Linked DNA regions of Homo sapiens: region 1 is linked to region 2. Evidence: read pairs that join two places in POLR2A ChIA-PET (ENCODE). Cell type or tissue: HepG2. All regions are shown on one strand.

The links. Peaks named below come from ENCODE experiments on the same cell type or tissue, not always from the same donor. Only the 100,000 strongest peaks of a DNase experiment are listed, where the experiment ranks them.
Region 1: POLR2A ChIA-PET joins it to region 2 with 5 read pairs; 4 of 35 experiments call an interaction of 5 or more read pairs at or near these places.

What each region holds. Positions count from the first base shown.
Region 1 is chr20:63,966,910-63,970,909 of GRCh38, reverse strand. It overlaps ZNF512B (zinc finger protein 512B), which reads left to right and starts at 980. Exons shown (of 17, transcript NM_020713.3): 1 at 980-1,096; 2 at 2,958-3,080; 3 at 3,387-3,529; 4 at 3,906-4,000. The coding sequence starts at 2,960. RefSeq lists a silencer at 793-872 and enhancers at 1,555-2,090, 2,091-2,628. In HepG2, no CTCF peak of the experiment used is centred here; DNase peaks (open chromatin) are centred at 939 and 1,799; H3K4me3 peaks cover 1,688 bases.
Region 2 is chr20:63,659,473-63,663,472 of GRCh38, reverse strand. It overlaps RTEL1 (regulator of telomere elongation helicase 1), which reads right to left. Exons shown (of 35, transcript NM_001283009.2): 2 at 3,969-4,000; 3 at 1,977-2,175; 4 at 1,530-1,623; 5 at 846-927; 6 at 584-644. RTEL1-TNFRSF6B (RTEL1-TNFRSF6B readthrough (NMD candidate)) reads right to left here. Exons shown (of 38, transcript NR_037882.1): 2 at 3,969-4,000; 3 at 1,977-2,175; 4 at 1,530-1,623; 5 at 846-927; 6 at 584-644. Among named protein-coding and RNA genes, the nearest start is that of RTEL1, 3.2 kb to the right of the region's middle. In HepG2, a CTCF peak has its summit at 3,903 (motif pointing right); no DNase peak of the experiment used is centred here; H3K4me3 peaks cover 319 bases.

The DNA of each region.
Region 1 (4,000 bases), 310 kb before region 2:
AGGAAGGTAAGGGAAGGAAGAGAAGGAAGGGAGGAAGGGAGGGAGGGAAGAGAAGAGAAGGAAGGAAAGAGAAAAGGAAGGAAGGAAGAAGGAAGGAAAGGAAGGAAGAAGGGAGGGAGGGAGGGAAGGGAAGGAAGAGAAGGGAGGGAAGGAAGAAGGAAGGAAGGAAGGAGAGAAGGAAGTAAGAGAGGGAAGGAAGGAAGGCAGGCAGGCAGGCAGGCAGGCTCTCCTGGGGGAGATTCTTGTGGGTCCTGTGCCAGTCCCGTGTGGTGCCTCCTACCAGTCCTCTTTAGGAGAGCCAACCTTTCTCTGTCTCATTCATTCCCAAGTCCTGTGCTGTCAGTGCCCCGCCACCTCCAGACCACTCAGCCCACACCGGACCCCAGTGCCCCCTGCCTGCAGAAGCCCAAGCTGTGGGGCAGAGAAGGCCCTGGCACTGGTTCAGAACCACTGCCCCCAGAGCTGGGAAAGGGTGACCCAATGGTCAGTGACCCCAGTAAAACCCCATGGCCTTAAGCCGCCAGGCACCTCCGGGGGTCAGTCGCAAAAGTGGTCTCAGGGCCAGTTGGAAGAAGGCTGAATCCTGCGCTGCCGGTGCACGGCCCCCAGGGCCAGAGGTCAGGGTCCCGAGCCCAGAGACCACACTCGCCGCGCGGGCCAGGATGCGGCGGAATCAGGTCGCCTCAATCCGTGCGCGCCGGACTCCGGGCAGTGCCTAGCGCCCCTATCGGGCCTCAGTTTACCCCACTGTCCAAAAAACGTCCCCCGCCCCAGGACGGCAGAACCGGCTACTCTGGACTGCGGGCCCGGCCGACGGGGGCGGAACCGCGGAGCGGGGGAACCACAGGCCAGCGCCGGGCCCCCGCCCCCGCCCCCGCCCCCTCCCCGCCCCCTCCCCGTCGCGGAGCGGCCGCGGGAATAACGCGAGAGTTCGCCCCCTCCCCCCCGCAGTAAAACTGTCAAAGGTGGGAGGGGCGGGAGCGCGCATGTGCGCAGCGCGGCGCGCAGCCTGCGCCGCCCGGACCCAGCGCCCCGCGCCCCGCGCCCCCCGCCCCGGCCCGGCCCGGCCCGGCCGCAGCCCCGCTGGGCGCCGCAGGTAAGCGCCCGGCCGCGCCCCGGACCCATTCTGGCCGCAGCCCCGGCGCCCACCGCGCCCCGGATCTCGACCCTGCGCGCAGGCCAAGGAGGGGGCCGGGCCCGGAGCCCCCCCGCCCCCCGCCGCGCCCGAGCCCCCGCGCCCCGCGCCGGCGCCGTCTTCCTGCCTCCTCCTTCTCCAGAAAAAGTCGCCATTTTGGTTCACTGCCTTCGCCCCCCCACCCCGCGCCCGCGATCGGCCCTGCCCGGCCAGGCCGAGGCCCGCGCCCCGCGCCCGCTCCCGGCCCCAGGTGACAGGTGGGTGGCGAGGCTGGCCCCAGGTGCGCGTCCCTGGCCGCGCTCACCCGCGCGCCAGGCCTGGGCCGGGGTCCCGGGCCGAACGGCCTACGCGGCGGACCCGCTGCTGGCGTCTCCTGCGCGCAGCGCGGCGGAGCCCCCTCTCCCCGCGAGGGCTCTGTGTCCCCGCTGGGCTCGGGAGGGCCGAAGCCCCTTCTCATCCGGGGCGCCAGTCGCGTCTCTGCCTCCCAGGCTGGCCCTGGCCTCAGGCCCCACTATTCTGAATTCTTCTCCCAGGCTTCAGAAAAATTGGAAGTGGGGCCTCAGCAGGCACCTGCACCCCAGGCCACCGGGGTCATCAGGTGCTGGGATGACTCATGCCGGCCCTGTCTCCTTTCAAAAGTTGCAAAGTGAGGACTTCCAGAGAACTTTGTCCCCGGACACTGGCCTCCCCCTTGGCAATGGGCAGTGACTGTCCTGACCTCTGACCTCAGCTCTCTGGCCCTCCTGGACACAGCAGCCCCTTCCCATCCCCTCGGATCCAAGTTAATTAGAAGCTATCAGGAGGGGGCCACCTGCCCACTCAACCCTCACCCTGCTTCCTGTCCCACCCCCTTCCGTGGCTTTTCCACAGGGCTGGGCCCAGAGTCTCCTCTGCTCCCCAGCTCTCAGGATGGGGTTCCCAGCAGCACAGGCCCTCGGGGGCCCCAGCCTTGGGCAGCAGGGCGTTCTCTCTGGCCAGCATCCTGGGCCTTCACTGCTGGTGCTTCCACGACTTGTTTGGCTGAAGTGGTAGTGGTGGGTCTGTAGGCAGAGGACTGAGAGGATCCAGAGAGAGGTGGGGGGCGGGTCAGCCTGCCAAGCCTGGAGACAAGTCTGCGAAGAGCATCAGGTAGGATAGTTCAGCCGGCACAGGGACGGGAGCTTGGTGCAGTGCCAGATTGGGCCAGGGGTCCTCAGTGCCCACCTTGGCTGTTTTCCATCTGTGTCTGGAGAGAAGATTCCAAGGGTACCTGCCTGGGTAGGCTGGCATTGCATCAAGTCAGCATGGGAAGGTATGAGGGCCCCAGTGAGAAGCTGTGCCCCCACTGCTGGGCCTGGGCAGCTTGTGAGCCAGCAGCCATCATCAGAGACATAATTGGCCCCTGGAGGAATGTTGCCAGCCTCCTTCCTCCTGCGCAAGGCACCTCTCCCAGGGGCACACCCCCTCCCAGCACTGGGTAGGAGTGCATCACCTTCGGCATCATCTTCGCAGCTGTGGGGCTACGCACACTGTGGAGCTGCGTACACTGTAGAGCTGCGTGTTGGGAAGGGGGTCTGGAAGTTGGTGAGGGTCTCAGGACAGGACTAGATCCTATCAAACTGATGATGACTCCTGGGTTATCTGGGGAGACCTTGGCTGGCAGCCCCTCCCCTAAGTCAGAAGCCCCCATCACTTGCTTTTCCCACGTGAACAAAACCACAGGAAGGCAGGCCCCTCTTCCCTGACCAGAGAGGACCTGCCAAGGGCAGGGCTCCAGGGCAGCCTCACCACGTGTTCCAAGTGGGGCCCGTCAGGCTTCACAGATTGTCTACTTGCTCTGCAGAGATGACGGATCCTTTCTGCGTTGGAGGCCGTCGGCTCCCGGGGTCCAGCAAGAGTGGTCCCGGGAAGGATGGCAGCCGAAAGGAGGTCCGACTTCCAATGCTGCATGACCCACCGAAGATGGGTAAGAGGAGTCAGGGCCAGAGTCAATTCCAGATGGTTCTGGGCAGCAAGTGGTAGGAGTGGACCATTGCCCTGGGCGTCCTGTCTCCAGGTACCCAGCTAGGCCCCTAGAGTTCCCAAGGACCTTACCAGGGTAGGGGTTGCCTTGGACATAGCCCAGGGTCCTGGGTTCTTGTCCTCAGCTGGCCGCAGCCCCTGCCCCCGGTGCCCTCGTGTTGGGACAGCGGTGCTCACTGTGGGCCTGTGCAGCCGCCGGTGGTAGGCGGTGCTACACAGCTTCCGAGCCTTGCTGTGTTGTGTGCTGCAGGGATGCCGGTGGTCCGTGGTGGACAGACAGTGCCCGGCCAGGCCCCTCTCTGCTTTGACCCGGGAAGTCCAGCCAGTGACAAGACAGAAGGGAAGAAAAAGGGGCGGCCAAAAGCCGAGAACCAGGCCCTCCGAGACATTCCTGTGAGCTCCCTCAGGGCCATGGTGGGGCTCATGCTGGGGTCTCCCTATCCAGCCACTGCCCTGCCCTGATTTGTCCTCTGCACATCTGGTACCAACTCTATGCCTCAAGATGTGGGCACTGGCCTGGCAGACTTCACGTGGCCTGGCTTTGTATCTGATGTGCCGGGAGATTCGGGGGATCGCGTTGGTGGGCTCCTAGAACGGGTCTTGTGCATGGCCCCTGCCAGGTGGCTTGAATTCCCACTGCAGTCCCGAGGTTGAGGGGCTCATGTGGTGTGTGTGCCCTGCAGGCCCGGGGGGGCTCTGAGTCTGGGGCTCGGGCTGGCAGTGGCCCAGGTGGCTGCGGGTCAGCAGCACCACCTTTCCCCACGCCTAGCTCTCCCTGATGAACGACTGGAAGGATGAGTTCAAGGCACACTCGAGGGTGAAGTGTCCAAACTCAGGGTGCTGGCTGGAGTTCCCCAGCATCTA
Region 2 (4,000 bases):
GCCGGCTCCTGTCACTCACATCCCGTCTCCAGAAGAGGCCCCAAGGCATCCCGTGTTGGACCCACAGGACTCAGCCTGGAGTCACACTCAGGGCCATAATTTTCCGCAGCAAGGTCAGCACAGGAAAAAGACACACGGGGCAGGGTCGCGGGAGGCCAGACACGGCTTCCAGGACACCCTCCCAAGATGGTATGAGGGCCGGTCACTGGAGCACCTGCTGCTGGGCAAGCAACAAAGTCCCCGAAGAGAAAGCCGGTGTTCAGCAAAACCCCTACTGTTTGCACCAGCAGGTTAGGTGCAGGGAGACCCTCTCATCAGGAAATGGAGGGAGCCTTCCCAAAATCCAAGGCCCCAGGCACCAGCCAGAGGCAGTCTTGCCGGCTGGCTGTCTCAGACCACTGTGTGAGCTCTTCCACACAGAAGTCTAACATGGGTGGCCCCGAGTCAGAAGACAGGGCCCAGGTACATGGCCGCACTGGCCGCCCCACCGGGCAAGCACAACCAGGCTGTGACACCACTGAGCTCCACCCTGAGAGGCTGCACACACTCCAACCCGACCCTGGTCCCACCCAGCTGCTTGTACCTTCTACGTTGTTGTAGAAATGACAGGAGCGACTTGCCACCTTCTTACGGCACAAGTGGATCTGTGGGAGGAAGGGCAGAGTGCGCAGCTGAAGCACGGCCAAGAAAGGACCGAAGCCAGTCCCCACCCCCACCAGGTCCTCCCCTGCAGTCCCCCAGTGAACTTCAAACCCTAGCCCAGCGGGAGCGCAGCCTGGGGCTCTGGACACCCAGCAGCACTCGCCTGTCGGACACTGAGCCGGAGCGGGAGCCCAGGAGCCTACCTGTAGATGGTTACTCTCTTGTTTCTTCACCTCAGGATGGATGCACAGCTGCTCCCGGGAGCCCAGCACACACACCTTAGGCCTGGTGGGAGAGAGCACCGTGGGTCGAGGAGGAGCTGTCTCCAACACCCACAGCGTGGCCCTGCAGCGTGAGCTGTATGGAGACACGCAGGAGCCTCGGCGGTCAGAGGAAGTGAGCATAACTGAAACGTGGCCCGGGCGTAGGAGGGAGCTAGAAGACGAGCGGGGGTACTGGACAGAGGGAGGAGATTCGACAGCTTCCACAGCACCCTGCCACTGGTCCGGCCACAGGAACCCGACAGAACACCAAGACTCTGCTGGGCTCTGACAAGCAGCAGGGCCTCCTCCTACTTCATGTGCAAAGCTGCACTGGGGGCCAGCCCTGACCTACTGCACAGCTGCTACAACAGCACCTGCGAGGAGCTCAGGACGCCCGCCCAAGGTCAGCACACAGATGCAAAGCTGCTTCCTCACAAGTAATGGGCATTGGAGGCAGCCCAGGCCGCACCCCACCCCTGGGCACCAGCGCTCTGCACACTTCGGGGGAGCGTCTAGAAAGACCACCACCCTCCACCACAGCACAGCATGGGGCTGTGGACTCAGCACCATGCCAAGCTGGTTCTCTTGAGGACCCCGAGACAGGTGTAAACTCGTCTGACCCACCGGTAGGAGGTGTTCCGAAGCTCGTTGATGACCTGTGTGAGTTGCGAGTGGGTCCTGGAGGCGTAAATAATCTTTGGGATGTCCGTGTAGCAAGCTGACCAGACACAAGCAAGCACAGAAGTCACGGTTCTCAGACAACGTTCTCACGTATCAAAGGCAGGTGGCATTCGGCTAACTCGGCCCTGCAGACAGCCAAGAATCTGACACCCCAGATACTGGTTTATCAAAAATGGGTGAAGTGGGCATCTGCCGTGCCCTAATTCAGCAAAAAAGCCCAACCCTAGGTTTACACCCACGATGGCGAGAAATTATACAGCAGCTAAAAAATTCTCCTTGAGTTCTGCTTGAGAGACGGCAGGAGTCCCCATGGGCCCACCCCACCCTCAGCGCCATCCCTTGCCAACCATCCCCACAGGAGGCCAGGAGAGGCCTGGGAACTAGGGTCACCTATGGGGTCTCCAGCAGCAGCAGCAGCGTTGCCCCAGGATGACAAGGCCCGATCCGGGAAAAGCTCTCCTTGCGCCCTCTCGGCAATCTTGCGGGCAGAGATGCCGTCTCGGAGGTGTTCTCGCCAGGCCAGCGTGGTGCACAGCAGGCACAGCGTCTTCCCTGTACCCGTAGGGCTCTCCAGGATGCCATTCACCTTCTGAACGGAGTTCGGAGCAAGGGTTACGGGGAAGCCAGGAAGAGGCGAGGCCACACAAGCTGCCCTGAGACAAGCTTCGGCAGCCAGCGGGCAGCTCTTTGCAGATGCAGAGGCCACTGCCAGGTGGCGAGAGCCCTGTGGGACCGCGGAGAAGTCCACAGGCAAGTCCCACTCTTGCCCTAAAGGGCGTGAAGCAACTCAGCCGCCATTAGCAAACGATTTGCAGAACGTTACCCAAAACACGACACTATTTTTCAGCTTAAATAGTAAGATGACTAATTAGGTGTCAAGTCTCAAAATAGGAAACTGTTCTGCGTTTCTGGATCCAAACATTTATGCTGTCCTATCTGACGTCCTACATACAAGCTCTCAGACGGGAACCTGAGCAGGAAACTCGGGGAGGGGAAGGGTGTGAGCCGGGTACAAGAGGGCACCTCAAGGAACCCAGGAGAAGGCAACCTGCACCACTGCCACCTCCCTGCACCCCCGAGGTTCAAAGACCTTCCAAGTGAGGCTGGCCACCGGCTGCCCCTCTAATGGAAATGCTTCCTCCTGACCCGTGAATATCAGCTGCTCCTCAGAGAGGCCCCCAAGGCACTCCTAAGTCTGTCACCCTCAAGGACTGTAGGGAAAAGAGAGATCAGACTGTTACTGTGTCTATGTAGAAAGGGAAGACATAACACACTCCATTTTGACCTGTACCCTGAACAATTGCTTTGCCCTAAGATGCTGTTAATCTGTAACTTTGCCCCAGCCTTGAGCTCACAGAAACATGTGTTGTATGGAATCAAGGTTTAAGGGATCTAGAGCTGTGCAGAACGTGCCTTGTTAACAATATGTTTACAGGCAGTATGCTTGGTAAAAGTCATCGCCATTCTCCAGTCTCGATAAACCAGGGGCACGATGCACTGCGGAAAGCCGCAGGGACCTCTGCCCTGGAAAGCCGGGTATTGCCCAAGGTTTCTCTCCATGTGATAGTCTGAAATATGGCCTCGTGGGATGGGAAAGACCTGACAGTCCCCCAGCCCAACACCCGTGAAGGGTCTGTGCTGAGGATTAGTAAAAGAGGAAAGCCTCTTGCAGTCGAGATAGAGGAAGGCCACTGTCTCCTGCCTGCCCCTGGGAACTGAATGTTTCGGTATAAAACCCGATTGTACATTTGTTCAATTCTGAGATAGGAGAAAAGCCGCCCTGTGGCAGGAGGCGAGACATATTGGCAGCAATGCTGCTCTGTTACTCTTTACTCCACCGAGATGTTTGGGTGGAGAAAAGCATAAAACTAGCCTACGTGCACATCCAGGCATAGTACCTTCCCTTGAACTTATTTGTGACCCAGATTCCTTTGCTCACGTTTTCTTGCTGACCTTCTCCCCACTATCACCTTGCTGTCCTGCCGCATTCCTCTTGCTGAGATAGTGAAAATAGTAATTAATGAATACTGAGGAAACTCAGAGACTGGTGCCGGTGCAGGTCCTCTGTATGCTGAGCGCCGGTCCCCTGGGCCCACTTTTCTCTCTATACTTTGTCTCTGTGTCTTATTCATTTTCTCAGTCTCTCGTCCCGCCTGATGAGAAATACCCACAGGTGTGGAGGGGCCGGCCCCCTTCAAAGGACGATCGTTTTTACTTGTCAATCCTCTCTCTGACCCCACCTGGAACACCAGCCCTTTTTATGACAGACGCTGCCTCTGGCCCGGAGGGGCCTGGCTGGAATGGGCCGGGAGAGGGAAGCACACCCCGTCCTGGCTGAAGCTCCACCCACCCGCAGTCCTTTCCTCGGGGCCTGTGCTCTACCTGCTGCAGACATTCCAGGACCTTGGTCATGT